Linked DNA regions of Homo sapiens: region 1 is linked to region 2. The links are chromatin loops, found by intact Hi-C in ENCODE. Cell type or tissue: dorsolateral prefrontal cortex. All regions are shown on one strand. Each heading gives the region's core, and the rest is flanking DNA. Links, peaks and the distances in the headings are about the cores only.

Region 1 (8,316 bases), core at 251-8,250, 220 kb before region 2:
GAGGTGTGCTGAGTCTCTGGCCTAGCAGTGATGTCCCAGGAAGGAGAAGCTGTGCAGTTAGACAGCCTCGGGGACCTGGCACTCTCACACCATGCCCTGGTATCTTCAGCCAGGGGTGTCCCCAGCTGGCTGCAAGTCTCAGGCCCTTATTCTGTCACCACACTCTCTGCTCAAAAGCCACCTCCTCTGCGTGCCTGGGCTTAAGTAGCCCTTGTGACTACCGGCCCCTCCCCGCCCATCTCCAGCGGGAACAGTCTCCTCAGCCTCTTCATTGCTTTCTCCATTCACAGTTCCATGAGAGCAAGAACTCTGGTATCCCCGGCCCCTAGGATGTGCTGCCTCAGGGTAGGGGTGGTGTTTGTTGGGTGAATAGATGAACACAATAGCCCTTCTCGACTCACAGGGCATATTAATGCGTCTAGCTCAGTGCCTCCCCAACACAGGGGCTATTAACATGCTTTGGAATTGGGTTTCACAGAACATACTTTGGGAGATGCTCCCCCAAGACGACCCCTGAGCGTCACTGCAGCCCCACCATTCTATAAGTGGTTAACAGAAACATCTCTGCTATGGGGTGGGCAGGTATCACGAGCATGGCAGACGAGCGTGGTGGCTGTGCGGCTGCCCTCTGGACCCCAGATCCCTATGTCTGGCTGAGTCCTCTCCCTCCCCTACTTCTGGCTGACGTCTGAGCCCTGGAGCTGCCTCAGCCTGGGAAAGAAGTGCAGGAGGGAACTTGCCAGAACAAGGTAGAGGCCTTTCCTGTAGCATCAGTTTCTGAGAATGCTTTCAAATGGAGGAGCAGTGATTGAAGGTGAGGAGGGGCTACCTCAGCTGCCACTGTGGCCAGGACTACAGGGCTGCTGCCTGCTTCTCCCAAGGATTGTTTTAAATGCAGACAAACGGATGCTGTGTTTCTAAACCTGCCTCCTCTGTGTGAATCAGAGTAAAATAAGCCACATGAAAACAGGGGAACCCCGTGCAGAGGAACCCCATGGGCGTCAAGGGGCAGCTGGGCAGTGTGGTGGTGATCACAGTCCATTCTATTTTCAGTCGCCACAGTCTGAGGGCCTGGGAGAACCTAAGTGATTCTGAAGCCCATTTGGCCAAAAGAATCTCAGAAATGTCACTGAGCATGTGACATCAGTCTTACCATGACAGGAAGTCTGGCCATTTCCTAGTTCGGTCCTGGTAAGGAGGGAGGAATCGTCCCAATGTTATAAGCTGAAATGTTATAACCACATTCTTTTTTTGCGGGGGTTGGGGGGTGCGGGGCAGGGATGGAGTCTCACTCTGTCACCCAGCCTGGAGTGCAGTGATGCAGTCTGGGCTCCCTGCAACGTCCGCCTCCCGGGTTCAAGCGATTCACCTGCCTCAACCTCCCAAGTATCTGGGATTACAGGCACCCGCCACCACGCTCGGCTAATTTTTGTATTTTTAGTAGAGATGGGGTTTCACCATGTTGGCCAGGCTGCTCTCGAACTCCTGACCTCAGGTGATCCGCCTGCCTCCGCCTCCCAAAGTGCTGGGATTCCAGGCATGAGCCACCATGCCGGGCCACCTCTGTATGATTAACCTTCTCCCACAGCATTTCCCAAGATGGATGTGTGGAACATTGATCCCTGGGCCAATCACTAATGCCTTAGGAGCAAAGGTGTCTGATGCTCGAGATGGGGAAATGCCCAAATGTATAACCTTCCTATGCCTTTCAGAGGCAACTGGCGCTCACATCTCTCTCTGTCATGTGCAGTGTGCAGCACAGTCTCAAATTATTTGAAACTCTAGCAGCACCCACTCTAATAATGCTCTGAAGACACCAGGCTGAGAACGCCAGCACAGAATGTAGCTGTGAGAACTGGGAGTTCCACCCTTAGCTCTGTTACCAACTTACTGAGTGACCTGGGGCAAGTACCTCAGTCTCTCTAACCCTCTGATACACTGGCTATGTGCTCCTGCTAAGTCTCATGTTGAATGGGAATCCCCAGTGTTGGAGGTGGGGCCTGACGGGAGGTGGCTGGATCACGGGGGTGGGGCCTGACGGGAGGTGGTTGGATCACGGGGGTGGGGCCTGACGGGAGGTGGCTGGATCACGGGGGTGGGGCCTGACGGGAGGTGGCTGGATCACGGGGGTGGGGCCTGACGGGAGGTGGCTGGATCACGGGGGTGGGGCCTGACGGGAGGTGGCTGGATCACGGGGGTGGGGCCTGACGGGAGGTGGCTGGATCACGGGGGTGGACTTCTCATGTTTTAGTACCATCCCCTTGGTGCTTCCTCGTGATAGCAAGTGAGTTCTTGCAAGATCTGGTTGTTTAAAAGCATGTGGCACCTGCTCCTCTCCGCTGTCTCTTGCTCCTGCTTTTGCCATGCGAACTGTCTGCTCCCACTTCACATTCTGCCTTGAATAAAAGCTCTTTGCTTTGAGGCCTCCCCAGAATCCAAGCAGATGCTGGCACCGTGTTTCCTGTACAGCCTGCAGAACCATAAGCCCGTTAAACGTCTTTTCTTTTTTTTTTCTTGAGACAGAGTCTTGCTCTGTCGCCCAGGCTGGAGTGCAGTGGCATGATCTCAGCTCACTGCAACCTCCACTTCCCAGGTTCAAGCGATTCTCCTGCCTCAGCCTCCCGAGTAGCTGGGACTACAGGTGCGCTCCACCGTGCCTGGCTAAGTTTTGTATTTTTAGTAGAGATGGGGTTTCACCATATTGGCCAGACTGGTCTCGAACTCCTGACCTCGTGATCTACCTGCCTTGGCCTACCAAAGTGCTGGGATTACAGGCGTGAGCCACCGTGCCTGGCCATGCCCAGCTAATTTTTGTAATTTTAGTAGTGGCAGGGTTTCACCATTTCAGCCAGGCTGGTCTCGAACTCCTGACCTCAAATGATCCATCCACCTCGGCCTCCCACAGTGCTGGGATTACTGGTGTGAGCCACCATGCCCAGCCATCTTGTCTTTATAAATTACCCAGTCTCGAGTATTTCCTTTTCTTTCTTTCTCTTCTTTTCTTTCTTTCTTTCTTTTTTTTTTTTTTTTTTTAACGGAGTCTCACTCTGTTGCTCAGGCAGAAGTGCAGTGGGGTGATCTCGGCTCATTGCGACCTCTGCCTCCTAGGTTCAAGCCATTCTCCCACCTCTGCCTCCCAAGTAGCTGGGATTACAGGCATGGGTCACCATGCACAGCTAATTTTTTTGTATTTTTTATAGAGACAGGGTTTCACCATGGCCAGGCTGGTCTGGAACTCCTAACATCAAGTGATCTGCTTGCCTCGGCCTCCCAAAGTGCTGGCATTACAGGCATGAGCCACCGCACCCGGCCTTCAGGTATTTCTTTATAGCAGTTTAAGAACAGCCTAATATACCCTCTTTCTTCTCTTCAAAGAGGGGCGATGGATCCTGCTTCTCGGGTCTGTATGAGATGAGATGAAATGACAATTCCTAATATGGATGAGGAAGTGGAGCAACAGAGACTCCCAGGCTGCCAGTGGAGCTGCTGTGGAGAATGGTTTGGCAATATTTAATGCATGCCCCAGAAAATCAGTAGTCCCATTTCCAGGTAGGATCCCAGATAATTTCTTGCAAACATGTACAAAAAACTTGTGCAATAATGTTTGTGGTTATGTAACTGGATGTTGAAATGAGCGTTCAGCCGAGGAGCCAAGATCCAATAGATGTGTCTTCCAGAGGCACTGTTAGACCATGAGCAGCAGTTACAAAAGAGGTTCCCGAGACACCTCCTGGGCATCCTCATCCACGATAAGAGTACTAAAGCGTTGGGAATTAGACATTTTCAGAAGTAATATTTGCAAGGAGGATTTCTTTGGGAGAAAGTTGAGCTGCTGATTCCAACCCTGCTTCTCCTGAGGGAGGACCAGGGAGGGTACTTCTGCCTAAGCCACTTGGAGGGCTTGAGGTGTGCCATCTGCGATTTGTGGACCAGTGCCTCAAAAGCGCCAGCTGCCCAGAGAAGGCTGCATGTGGAAGGCAGTAACTGCCCACCCACTGGTGCAAGGTGTGGGTGTGGGAGGCACAAGTGTCCCCTGAGACCAGATGTGAACCTCCAAGCAAGGATCCAAGCAAGGTCGTCTAAGATCCTGTCTAGCGGGCTTCCCCGGAGGGCGGTGGGATCTCCGCAGGAAGGAGGCCGATGGAGGCAGCCCTCCCGGTGCTTCAGGGCTGCAGAAGGAGGCCGCACCTAAACAGAACACCTTCATTCAGGTCCAGGGGACTGCAGCTGAGAGGCGATCAGCAACGTTGGGGTTCTCCAAGAACCTCTGAAAGCTCTCTCAGAAGGTCAGTTGAAACATACGCCCCACCCAGAAAGTCAACTAGAGTTTCCCTTTCTCTCTCCACACCCCAACCCTCCCCAGGTCAGAATCAGCCCTGGCAAGCTGGAGAGAGGGGCGGTGCTCTGCTCTTCTGCCACCAGGTGGCGCACCTGCAGTTGGCCGCGGGGCTGGAGGGGGCTTGGGAAGGGGAGGTTTTCAATTTATAACCCAAGTTCAAGGTCTTTTCATAATTACTTATTCAGTCTGCTAGAGCAGCTACTCGTGTTTTCAGCCTAAATAGCCAAATTTGTTCTTAACTGGCCCGCATTATAAGCCCAGGCGTCACCTGTGTTCCAGAGCCCCTGAATCTCACGTCCCCTCCGGCTTCCCGCACGCCGGGGTCCCCTGAGATCCGGGGCAGTCAGCGAGAAAGTGTGTGCTACCCGCAGCCCCGCCCCAGCTCCCTAGCGCAGGGTGGTGTGCGCGTGTGCCCCATTTTTATTGAAACTTAGAGTTGACCTGCGGACCCCCTGGAACGCCCCAGGAGGGCACGGACTTCCTGCAGGGGAGGCTCCCCTTAAACAAGCCTCCTTCCTTCAAGAGGGAACTTGGTACTCCGAAAGGCTTCTGTGGTCCGGTCTGGCTTGCCAGCAAGGTAGGGAAGATCCAGGCTGTCTGGCCCAGAAGGGGGTCTCCTGAGGTGGCCTAAAGCACAGCCAGGGATCCGGCAGGAGATGGAAGGAGCCCAGGTTTCAGACAGCACTGAGCATCCCGTCTGCAGGAGATGGGGAGGGGCAGGGATGCCACTAGGCATCGAGCAGCGGGGTCAGGGGGGAAGAATTGGGCTCTGGAGAAGGGTTCAGAACTGGGGGCTGCACGCTCGACACCCGACCCTGAACTGCTCAGCAGGGAGGCCAGGCAGCTGTTCTAGGCTCCTGTGCAGCCAGGCTCTGAGACACAGCATCAGGCTTGACAGCCCGAGAAACTGAAATCATCAAGTTTGTCAGCTGTGATGATGTCATGGTGTCCTCACACAAAGTGTCTTCACCACAGCGGCAGACTGAAGTATTTATAGGTGAAACGACATGGTGGCTTAGACTTGCTTTTTTTTTTTTTTTTTTTTTTTTTTAGAGACAAAGTCTTGCTCTGTCACCCAGGCTGAAGTGCAGTGGCGCAATCACAGCTCACTGCAGCCTCCTGGGGTCAAGCGACCTTCCCTCTTCAGCCCCTGAAGTAGCTGGGACTACAGGTGCACTCTACCACATTCAGCTGAGTTTTTAGTTTTTTGCAAAGATGAGGTCTTGGTATATTGCCCAGGCTGGTCTCAAAGTCCTGTAGGCTTGTTTTAAAAAATACTCCATCTTGGCCAGGCACGGTGACTCACACCTGTAATCCCAGCACGTTGGGAGGCTGAGGTGGGCAGATCACGAGGTCAGGAGTTGAGACCAGCCTGGCCAACATGGTGAAATCCTGTCTCTACTAAAGATACCAAAAAGTTAGCTGGGCGTGGTGGTGCGTGCCTGTAATCCCAGCTACTCGGGAGGCAGAGGCAGGAGAATTGCTTGAACCTGGGAGACGGAGGTTGCAGTGAGATGAGATCATGCCATTGCACTCCAGCCTGGGCAACAGGGCGAGACTCTGTCTCAAAAATACAAAAACAAAAACAAAAACTCCATCTCCCCCAAAAGTTAGGGGAGACAGAGGAAACAAGATTTTCTAAATGTTTGATTTTTTTTTTCTTTAACCAGGGGAAAGCATGAACACAGCCCCCATGACCACAGATGACGCAGCCGAGTTTCCCACTTTTGGGGAAATTGCAGGGGTCAGCACGTCTGGAGTGCAGTGGATAAGCCTCACCCCAGGAAGACCACTTTCGTGATCACGGCATCTCCCCTGCCAGGTGAGTACGCTGATCATTTTTAGTCTGGGTGAGAGGCTCTCTCTACTTTTGTGTATGTTTGAAATTTTCTGTAAAGTTTTTTTTTTTTTTTTTTCAGACTGAGTTTCGCTCTTGTTGTCCAGGCTGGAGTGCAGTGTTGTGGTGTCGGCTCACTGCAACATCCGCTTCCTGGGTTCAAGCGATTCTCCTGCCTCAGCCTCCCAAGTAGTTGGGATTACAGGCATGTGCCACCACACCCGGCTAATTTGTATTTTTAGTAGAGACTGGGTTTCACCATGTTGGCCAGGCTGGTCTCAAAACTCCTGACCTCAGGTGATCTGCTGCCTCGGCCTCCCAAAGTGCTAGGATTACAGGCGTGAGCCACCACGCCTGGCCAAAGTTTTTTTTAAAAAAGAGAATCTGCAGGAAGAACAGGTCTGGAGTCAGTTTTCACCTTGCATCAAGCGCATGTTCCCTAGCTCCTTTTCACCAAAACCTGTCCCCCTAGTTGTGGATTGGACCATCCCCATCTACCCTTTCCTATGCGCTCCTGTGCCTGTAAGATAGGATGACAGCAGCCTGTTCCCAAACCACAGAAGAGATGGCTAATGAATGGAATAGCCAACCTTTGGGCGTGGGAGTAATCATTCAAAAAAATGTGGGGGGCTGGGGAGATGCCAGAATGGGCTTTCCAGTGAAGCAAAGACAGCCCCTGCCAGGGAGTCCCTCTCACCCCGGCGGCCAGGACCTAAGATCTACCAATGCCAAGAATCCACTGAACTTTGCCTCTCCCCAGTTCCAACCGGCCTGGAAGCTTCCTCCACCTCCACACCCCCCGCCCCCACTGGGCTGACAGCCCAGTGCGACCCGTGGCCTCATGTTCTCTCTTCCCTACGTGGCTGAGGCTGTCCCCACCTTGCCTGGATCTCCTGCCTGGCACTGCCTGCGCATGGAGATGCTGGAATGCCGGTTGCTAAGCCAGTGCAGAGTCCACACTGGCTCCTGGCAAGCACTGCATCGAGCTGCCCTGCTGCTGCAGACGCAAGATCCTCCACGTGTGGGACTGTCTCCTGCTCCACCATGGCCCTCCTGGCTCTCGCTCCTCTCCGGCAGCCCACTTACCTGCCCTTGGATTCTGGAGTCCCCCAAGCTGGCTTGGGAGCCTCTTTTGGCCTGGGTTGAGCAACCTACAATCTCAAGCACACCTTGGCTCCCAAAACCAGCCTCCGGGGAGAGCCTCCCGTGTCCACCTCCCACAGGATGTCTGTGCTGGGCCTGCAAAGCCGAATGCCTACTTTGCCCTTGCAGTTGGATGTCAACTCGCTTCACCTGTTCCAGGCCTTACTACCCTCCTTCAGACGGTCAGTGATCTGCATTTTAGCTCTTGGCACTGTCATCCCACCAGAGAAGCAGTCAGGGACCTTGGACTCAGCCCCGCCCACATCCACTCCACCTGCGAGCTCTGCCGACGCCACCCCACAAACCTCTCTGGGACAGTGCTCCCACCTCCCCACTCCACGCCACCATCACTGCCCACTGAGATGACAGTAAAGCCCCCACCCATCAGCCCCCGGCCTGGAAGCCCTTTCAGAATTGCAGTGGGAACCCTTCCCTGCCTAACCCACCAGCGGCCCCCCTTTGCTGTTGGGATTTGGAATAAAGCCCTTAACATGCCCCCCGTGCCCTGCCTCTCACAAACTGCCCTGGACTCCTGTGCCCCTACCCTGTGCTCTTGAATTTCCCTCTCAAAAGGGTTTTGTGAGTGTTGGCCTCAGCCTCCAGTGCCTCTCTCCCCGCTCTCCCGGGTCATTTCCTTCTCTTTCTGCCAGGGAAACTTTCCGGAGTCCCCATACTCACTCGGGTCTTCCAGTTAGATGCTCTCAATTCCTTCCTGGCTCATATGGTGGTCATCTAGCACGCGGCTGGGCATGCGTTCTGCTAACCTCTGGCTCTTCTGATGCCATGTAGGCGCCCCAGGGCAGGCACTGGTGTGGTTTTGCCCGTCCTTATATTCCCAGCGCCCAGCACATGTCATTAAGACAAGTTTGGAACAAGTGCCTGTCTTGGGGAAGTTATTTCCTTCTCCAAGCCTCAGTGTATCTATCAAATAGCCCTGCTTTCCCTGCAGGCTGTCACAAGCCTACAAAATCCCCCAAACAAACACCCGCAGAATGAC
Region 2 (8,316 bases), core at 23-8,022:
GCAAAGGGAGGGGCACACATATACTGATGCCTGTGGGGCCCAGCCCAGAGCCAGTGCCCTTCCTGGGTTCCCTGAGACACCACAGCATCATGCCACTTCCCAGGGGAGGCTCTGCAGTGACTGCTCACCCACGGTGTGCCCAGGCCCCTCCCCGGCTGCCACCGCCTGGAGGAAGGCCAGTCCCTGGGTTCCCACACTGTTTGGCCAGCCAGCACCAGCACTGGCGGGAAAGTGTCCCTGGAGGGACAGAGGAGGGTCAGTGATCAAAGGTGGAGGGGCAGCCAAGTGTGGCGGGGGTCAGGGAAGAGGCCCCGCTTCCCACCCGTACCTCCCCCACCGCTGACACCTGCTGCCCCGCACTCACCCGGCCCTGGCTGGGCCTCAGGAGTGCAGCCTCTCCCTGCTGGAGACCCCTCAGACTTGGGTTCCCCCTGTACACAGAGCCAGGACAGGTGAGGAGCAGGGAGCCTCACGTGGGGCCTTGGTGGCCACGACTTGAAGGACAATGGATGTCCACACTGGATGGCCCCAAGCTCCTGGCTGTGTGGCCTTGGGCAGGTTAGCCCATCTCGCTGGACGTGGGGTGAGGACAGAACGCATGCCACACGGCAGGGGCCCAGCCCACGGCGACGCGTCTGATGTTTGTCCACTGCCTTGGGTTCAAAGAGACACCTCCTTGTAGTCCAGGTCAGGCCTGACACACCAGCTCCACACAGAGCATGAGACACACACGGATGTGGAGACTCATCCGCACAGCCTCACACACTGGGGGCCAGACAGATACCCGGAGACAAGGGAACAGGAACACGAAGAGGTACGGAGAGACACGCAGAGACACACATCTGCACGTGGGGCTCACATGCACGCACACACGTGCACCTGCTCCAGCAAAGCTCTGCGAGCTGGTTCCAAACACCCAGGGCCCCCTGTCCAGCCCAGGCACCCCTGACTGACCGCTGCCTGGGTGGCCTTGGGCAACCCTCCCAGCGTCCAGGCTCCCAGCCAGGAAAGAAGCCCGCGAGGCGCATGCAGCTGCACCGGGTGTTCCTGGGCTGAGGGTGTGGGCAGCTCCTGGCTTCCTTGGGCTATCCCCTCACCTCTGGGGTGGCGGCCAAGGAGCCACTGTCATTTGGGAGGGGGCAGGGAGGTGATGGGGAGGCCTCCCAGGTTCAGGCTCCTGGGCTCAACAGCAGGGGCAAGGGCCCCAGGGACAGCCCACCGCACCCTCTGCCCTCTGGCCCTGAGATGGGGCAGGCCGCCACCTCTCGGAGCCTCGTCTGTAGCACAGGGGCCTGGAGGTACAGGAAAGCTGGCTCAGGGTTGGCCGTACAGCGCGCCCAACAGTTGACGCTCATGGCCAGCACAGTGTGACTCGAATCATCGGGGATCCTCACCCAGTGTCTGCCACTGGCCGATGGGCTCTTGCCCTGGGCCCAGGGTGCTCCTGTGCGGGCTGCTGCTCATGCCGGTCTCTGCCTGGCCTCGCCCTGGGCCCATGGAGCCCCATCCAGGGCAGGCTCCAAACGGGATGCAGCTAGCAGGTGTCCTGCACAGGGACCTGCAGCCTTACCCTTGGCACCCAGAATTAGCAGGCTGCCTCCCGCAGGGTGGGGGGGACCCCTCTGCCTGGCCACCCGGGGTCTGGTCCCCGCAGGGGCTGCCCAAGAAGTGAGCACCAGGTAGGTGACTATGGTTTTCTCTGGTGAGAAGGATTTACTGGGGAGAGGCTGCGTTCCAGAAGAAATGAGTGTTTTTAAAGCTCCAAGCCAAGGCAGGGCCTTGACTCTGTCCCTCCCCACCCCTGGCCCTGGATTCAGAGAAATGACCCTCCCTCCCACTGTGAGTCCCCTTCCGTCTGCCAGAAATACCCCCAGTGACTGCCGGGGAGGGTGCGGGTGGGGGTGGGGGTTATTTTTGGACATCCAGAGATGCCTGAGGCTGGAGCCCGGGGTGAGGCTGGAGCCCGGGGTGAGGTCCGGAGCCCAGGGTGAGGTCTGGGCAGATGTGAATTTAGTCACTCCAACTGACTGGACCAGCATAAGGCGCTCGGTGCCCGCTCAGCCAGGACTGCCAGGAGGGGCCGGCTCAGGCTTCTGCCAAGTCCCATCCAGAACCTTCCCAGGTGGGCAGCTAATTGCTGGGACACAGGGCATGGTCCTCTGTCTACCCACATTGGCTGTCACTGAAGCCCAGCAGAGCCACCGCCTCCAGCCCCAGCACCCAGAGCACAGAGGAAGAAAACCTCCCACCTGGCCATAGCTGGGCCAAGGCTCTCACCCCACACCCGGCAGCCCAAGGTTCCTGAAGCCACCCCCAACCCAGCCTAGGCTCCTAGGCACCCTAGAGGGCTGGGCCAGCTCAGGGTCTCCAGCCGCAGGTCGCTAGGGCAGAGGGCAGGGAGGTTTCCAAAGGTTTTCAGAGTTCAGCAGCTCAGCCCTGGGTAAGCTAGTGCCTGGGGAAGGCGGGCCCCCAGGAATGTGCAGGCTGGAAGCCTCCTGCCGGGACGCGAGCGTAGATCAAACACGTCCAGGTTTACAGAGAAGGGGACAGGCTCAGAAAAGGCTGCCACTGGCCGAGGTCACAAGAGAGGGAGTGGCAGGGCAGGGCGGGGCCCGCAGTCTCTGGAGCCGCTTAGTGAGGGCATCCCCCGGGCCTCCCCGGTGGCAGCAGCAGCCTGCACCCCGCCCGAGCCCCCCGACCCCACGCACTTCCCGCCAGAGCTGCGCGTTCCCGCCCGGCGCGCCTCCCGGCCGGCCTGCCAGCGCCCCAGACCCAGGCCCGGCTCCCGGCGAGGCCTGCGGACCCACCCGCCAAGCGACCGCTACACCCGCCCGGGGGGCCGTGCCTGCGCCCCCAGCAGCTGCCAGACCTCACCGCGCCTCGGGAGCCCCATCTGTGAAATGGGGGTGGCTATCCCACCCCTACGCCGTGGCCAGAGCTTGCCACTGCCGACCCCCGGCCTCCCCGCTGACCCCGCTTCCGGGAGCGGGGCTGGCGTCCCCTCGGCCCACCCACTCCGCGCCTCGGGACCCTCCGCGCCTGGGGCCGGCGCCGCCCGCTCGGCCTGGGCGGGAGGGCGAGCCCGAGCTCTGCGCCAGCGCGCCACCGTGCGGGTCTTCCGGGGACTGCGCCGCCTTGCCTGCAGAAAAGCCCTCCCTTCCCTGCAGGTGACAATGACCAGACTCACAGTGCCAGAGCCCGACCCTCGTGTGGACACTAATTCCCCTCCAACCCTAGGAAGTGGGTCCTATTATTTGTCCTCCCTTACAGATGGGGAAACTGAGGCCCAGGCAGGTGGGGGCAGGATTTGACCCCAGGTAGCCTTGCTGCACAGCCTTGGGTTTAATCCTATCCATCTTGCCTGGGTCCCGGGGGTCAGCTTCACCTGGACTGGCGGCACCGGCCCATGCACATTGGGATCTACTGGGAGACTTAAAAAGAAAACAGTTGGGCCAGGCGCGGTGGCTCACGCCTGTAATCCCAACACTTTGGGAGGCCTAGGAGGGTGGATCATCTGAGGTCAGGAGTTCGAGACCAGCCTGGCCAACATGGTAAAACCCCGTCTCTACTAAAAAAATATATTAAATACAAAAATTAGCTGGGCGTCATGGCACATGCCTGTAATCCCAGCTACTCCAGAGGCTGAGGAACCCAGGAGGCGGAGGTTGCAGTGAGCAGAGATTGTGCCACTGCACTCCAGCCTGGGCAACAAGAGTAAAACTACATCTCAAAAAAGAAAAAAGAAAAAGAAGAGTTTCTGGGCCCCACCCCAGAGGCTGATTCACCTGGCCCAGGTGGCTTCCCCATGCAGCATGGACTGAGAGCCACCTGCCCCTCACAGAAAGCCCAGTCTATGGAAGAGGAAGTGGCTCAGAAAGGAAGGGCAGGATGGCCCCACCGGCAGTGACAGTGGGGCTGGGGGGTTCTGGCTCTGCACTTCCCAGCCATCTGGGATTCCTGGGGCGTGCAGAAGACAAGCCCAGGCCTGCAGGGATAGGGCATGCTGAGCCTGTGGAAGGCCACTGGATGCAAAGGGCCATGGGTTCAAGTGCTGACTCCACTATGGCCCAGCTGTGGCTCTGGCCTGGACTTCCCCATCTGTGAAATGGGGCATAGTTGGCTCCTGTTTCCTGGCAGGATTTGAAGAAATCATGGTGTGAAGGCTCAGGCTCAGCAACAGACAGATATTTGCCAAATCAGGGGATGGTCAAGCCGGGAACTTGAAGTCTCTGGAGGGAGCCGATCCCTCCAGGCCCCTCCAGACAATGCTGGGTTGCATTGCTGCAGTACTGAGGCTTGGTGGCCTGTGGCCCTTTTAGATGGACTGTGAAGGAGGTGCTGTACTGTGGGGACTAGGCCCAGCCACAGCAGGAGGCAGAGGGCATGGACTGTGGGAAGCGTGGGCAGGTGTGTGGGTACTGGTGAACCTCAGAGACTCAGAGAAGGGCTGCAGAGGGCGGAGTGGGGGGCACAGCAGAGCAGGTCGGGGAACAGTGCCCAGCTGGGGGCTTGGGAACAGGACGCTGGGAGACAGCAGCATTTGGGGTGGCTGTGGGAAGGGGCTGCTTCTGGCCAGGGATGAGTTTGACCAGGTGGCTGGAGGCTGAGCCCGGGCATACCATTCTCAAAGTGAGTGGTGAGTTTGGGGGCCCCTCAGACAGCGAGCTGGAAATGGAGAGGGTGGAGGGTGCAGCTTGATGATGGGCTGGCCAGGTGCCCACGTGGTCAGGCGAGGTGCTAGGGGAGCAGGAGGACCCTCGCTCTGCAAGAACGCTGCAGTTCTCGAGGCATCCCGGGGCCCGACCCTCTGCCCAGAGGCCGGGGTGTGCATTCTCAGGGCCCACCTGGGCTGGGGAGAGGGGCAGGCTGGGAACCCAGACACTTGTCTCCTCCATTCTCAGAGCCACACCAGGCCCCACCTGTACTGAGCATGTCACTCCCGCCCCTGAGTCTCAGTTTCCTTATCTGCTTGATGGGACCATCCCTTGGAGCTATCATTCAAGACTGCGGCAAGGACCGAAGGAGGCCAACAATGCACATCACGGGCCGGCACACATCTGTGCCTTCCCTGTTTGGGGAGGGGGTCTTCCCAGGGGGCACATGGCCCAGGCAGGGGAGAGGGCAGCTTTTTCTTTTTTTTTTTTTAGACGGAGTCTCACTGTCGCCCAGGCTGGAGTGCAGTGGTGCGATCTGGGCTCACTGCAACCTCTGCCTCCCCGGTTCAAGCGATTCTCCTGCTTCAGACTCCAAGTAACTGGAATTACAGGCACCCAACCATCATGCCCGGCTAATTTTTGTATTTTTAAGTAGGGACAGGGTTTCGCCATGTTGGCCAGGCTGGTCTTGAACTCCTGACCTCGGGTGATCCTCCCACCTTGGCCTCCCAAAGTGATGGAATTACAGGCGTGAGCCACCGCACCGGGCCATGAGGGCGCTTTTTCTCTCTGCACAAAGACAAGCTCCCAATGGCCGAAGGAGAAACTCAGGGCAGGACCTCTTCCTTGGATGAGCTCAGAGGACACGGCCCTGGAGAGGAAGGGACGGCTTCTCCCATCACCACCACGAGGGATGCAGTCTCACCTGCCCTGCCCCCCTGCCAGGTCAGGAGGGCAGCAGGTGCCCACAGGCACGGGGCTCAGCTCCACCAAGCTGCTCCCAAGAGAGGCCCAGGGGCCTCTCTGACCTCTCAAATCCAGCTCTCAGAGCCAGTCACCCACCCAGGCCCAACCTCACACAACACCCAGGGGCATGGCCGTGAATACAGCACAGGGAACAGGCTGGTAACCTGGGGCAGTCTCTCCCAAGGCAGCGTTGTCAGGGCATCTGCGGGGCATCTGCGGGCTGGTGGCTTCCAAAGCTGTGCCAGCCTCCGCATCTCCCCCTTTTCACAGACGAGCAAGCTGAGGCGAGAGCGCATGGCCTGGTTCCAGGTCATTCATGCAGTCAACACACATTTATTGAGCATCGACTCTGTGCCGGGCCCTGGGTGGGCACAGGGGGCTCAGAGACAAATCACACGCAGACCCTACCCTTGAGGCGCTGACAGCCTGGCAGGGCAATTGGTCACGTCAACGGACACTCACGATACAGTGTGGTCAGTGTGGTGTTAGAGGTAGCACAGGTGACCGAGGGAGCACAGAGGAGGGGCCCCTGCCGGCGGGGGGTGGCAAGGAGGGCTTCTTGGAGGAGGTGACCCCTGAAGAGGGCTTTAGGGAGTGAGCAAGAGTTAGGGTGTCTCGTCTGAGCAAGTGGCCTGTGCAAGGGCTCAGTGGTAGGGACAGTGGTGGTGGCTGGGAGTTGGGCAAGGGCCAGTCCAGGAAGGGCCATGGAGTCCGCAGGCGACAGGGAGCGCTGAGGGGTGTGAAGCAGGCGGTCGGCAGAGGGCCCGCTGGAAGCCAGCGTGAAGGGTGGCCCAGGGGACGGGGCAGGGGAGAAGGGTGGGTGGCCGTGGGCAGCAGAGGTGGGCGGGCACGGCCCTTGCCCGAGGAGTCTCGTCCTGCCTGGAGGCCCCCTCAGCAGGGGGGTGGTGGGGGTGCGGGCTGCCAGCCGCGGGGCCGCAGGGTGCACAGCACGGGGTCCAGTGGCTTGAGTGTGGCCTGCTCCTGCAGCCCGAAGCGCTGCCCGGGCACCAGCCGGAACTCCAGCCTCTGCAGCAGCTTTGCCATGACCACCTTCACCTCCATCTGGGCCCAGCGGGCAAAATGAGGAAGGAATGAAGGAGCAAAGACAGAATGAGTGAGTGAATGAGCAGCAAATGTCACAGCCGGCTCTCCTCCTGGAGAGCCTGTGAGAGCCTGGGGAGCCTCCTGTTTTGCGCTCTCCTCCGTGCAAAACACAGCCAGTCCTCTGGGTCTGGCTCCGCTGGGTCCCGAGCCCACAGCCCAGCAGCCCCAGAGCAGGGGTTCGGAGATGCTTCCCGGCTCAGGATGAGCCCCCACCCCTGCAGCTACTCCTGGGCAGAACCACAGCCCTGCCCCTCCTACCTGAGCAAACTGCTGCCCGATGCAGGAGCGGTGGCCCAGGGAGAAGGGGAAGTAGGTGAACCGTGGCCTGCAGGGAAAGAGAGGAATCACGAGGCCAGCAGCCCCAGGCGTCCCCACAGGAACAACATAAGGAAGACAGTAGTTAACCCAGGTCTGGATGAACACAGACTTTGAGCCAGGGGCTGGGCACTTTGCATGCAAAGCATGAACCGCTGACTCTGCCGAGGGCTGGATCTGCATTCTTTTTCTCCTCCTTTTACCCTCCTGGAAGGAACTGCTGTTGTCCCCATTTCACAGATGGAGAAACTGAGGCTCAGAGGGGCAAAACAACTCACTCCAGGTCATAAATTTACATCCAGCTCTGGGCAGAGCCTGGATCTGAACACTCAGGCAGGCTGTGGAGTCCAGCTCTTCCCACCATGGCTTCGGTACCTTAACGCGTTGACCCCCACAGCAACTTGCAGATGCAGCCACGGATGGTCCCATTTCTCAGACAGGAACCTCAAGGCTTGGGGAGGTGAAGTCACCCAGCTTCCCAGTATTTGGTGCTGCTTATGAGCATGAGCTTTAGAACCAGACTGAGCTGGGGCCAGACCCCTGCTCTGCCACTTGGGCAAGTTACTTAACCTCTCTGAGCTGTGATTTCCTCCACAACCACCTCACAGGGATCTGGAAGGCTATGTGGGCTGAGTGGGTGCCTCTGGCTCAGACCAGAGGCCGCTGTGTCTGTCCTTCTCCCGCCAGCCCCACTCATGGGCAGCTCCAGGAGGGACTTACTTGGGTGCTCCAGGGCCGAAGCGATCGGGGTTGAAAGTCAGCGGGTCCTCAAAGTATGTGTCCATCCGCCCCATGACATAGGTGCTGAACTGCGGGCAAAGGGTCCGCTCATCTCTGGTTCCCAGGTTGTTCCCCTGGCACCTCTTGAGCCACTGAGGCCACCCAACAGGGCTACTCAGAGCAGAGTGGGTCCCACTCTCCTCCCCCCATGTCTTCACCCCTCATCTAGGTTGGTGTCCATTGCACTGGCCCCCTAGAAAATCCCTTAAGAGGAAGAGCGGGGACAGTTGACTGTGCCAGCTGGGCGTACTGCGTCATCCTGTGCTGGGCTCAGCCCTGTAGGGGAGCCGTCATTGTCCCCATTTTACAGATGAGGAAACTGAGACCCAGAGAGAGGCTCAGTGACTCACCTGAAGTCACCAGGCAAATAAATGGCCAAACCGGGATTCAAACTCAGATCTGACTCTGTGAGGCCAACTTCCTCTAGATCCCGAGAACTGTTATATTCAGTTTCTCTTCAACTCAAGGCCTACTTCAGCAGGGGTGGGAGTGGAGG

What was found. Peaks named below come from ENCODE experiments on the same cell type or tissue, not always from the same donor. Only the 100,000 strongest peaks of a DNase experiment are listed, where the experiment ranks them.
Region 1: it touches region 2 in a loop (2.7-fold over the local background); 2 of 110 quality-filtered maps call a loop at or near these places.

What each region holds. Positions count from the first base shown.
Region 1 is chr14:99,943,168-99,951,483 of GRCh38, reverse strand. It overlaps LOC102724682 (a long non-coding RNA gene), which reads left to right and starts at 2,183. Exons shown (of 6, transcript XR_007064328.1): 1 at 2,183-2,284; 2 at 3,376-3,549; 3 at 6,010-6,161; 4 at 6,937-7,501. It also overlaps the pseudogene RNU1-47P. RefSeq lists enhancers at 443-944, 4,443-5,371. In dorsolateral prefrontal cortex, for the core only: a CTCF peak has its summit at 4,409 (motif pointing right); a DNase peak (open chromatin) is centred at 5,250; H3K4me3 peaks cover 988 bases; H3K27ac peaks cover 642 bases.
Region 2 is chr14:99,724,924-99,733,239 of GRCh38, reverse strand. CYP46A1 (cytochrome P450 family 46 subfamily A member 1) reads right to left here. Exons shown (of 15, transcript NM_006668.2): 13 at 7,761-7,849; 14 at 6,984-7,050; 15 at 5,939-6,683. The coding sequence ends at 6,513. Among named protein-coding and RNA genes, the nearest start is that of CYP46A1, 45 kb to the right of the region's middle. RefSeq lists an enhancer at 819-1,678 and a silencer at 3,000-3,119. In dorsolateral prefrontal cortex, for the core only: CTCF peaks have their summits at 2,905 and 3,112; DNase peaks (open chromatin) are centred at 549, 2,039 and 3,119; H3K4me3 peaks cover 1,162 bases; H3K27ac peaks cover 973 bases.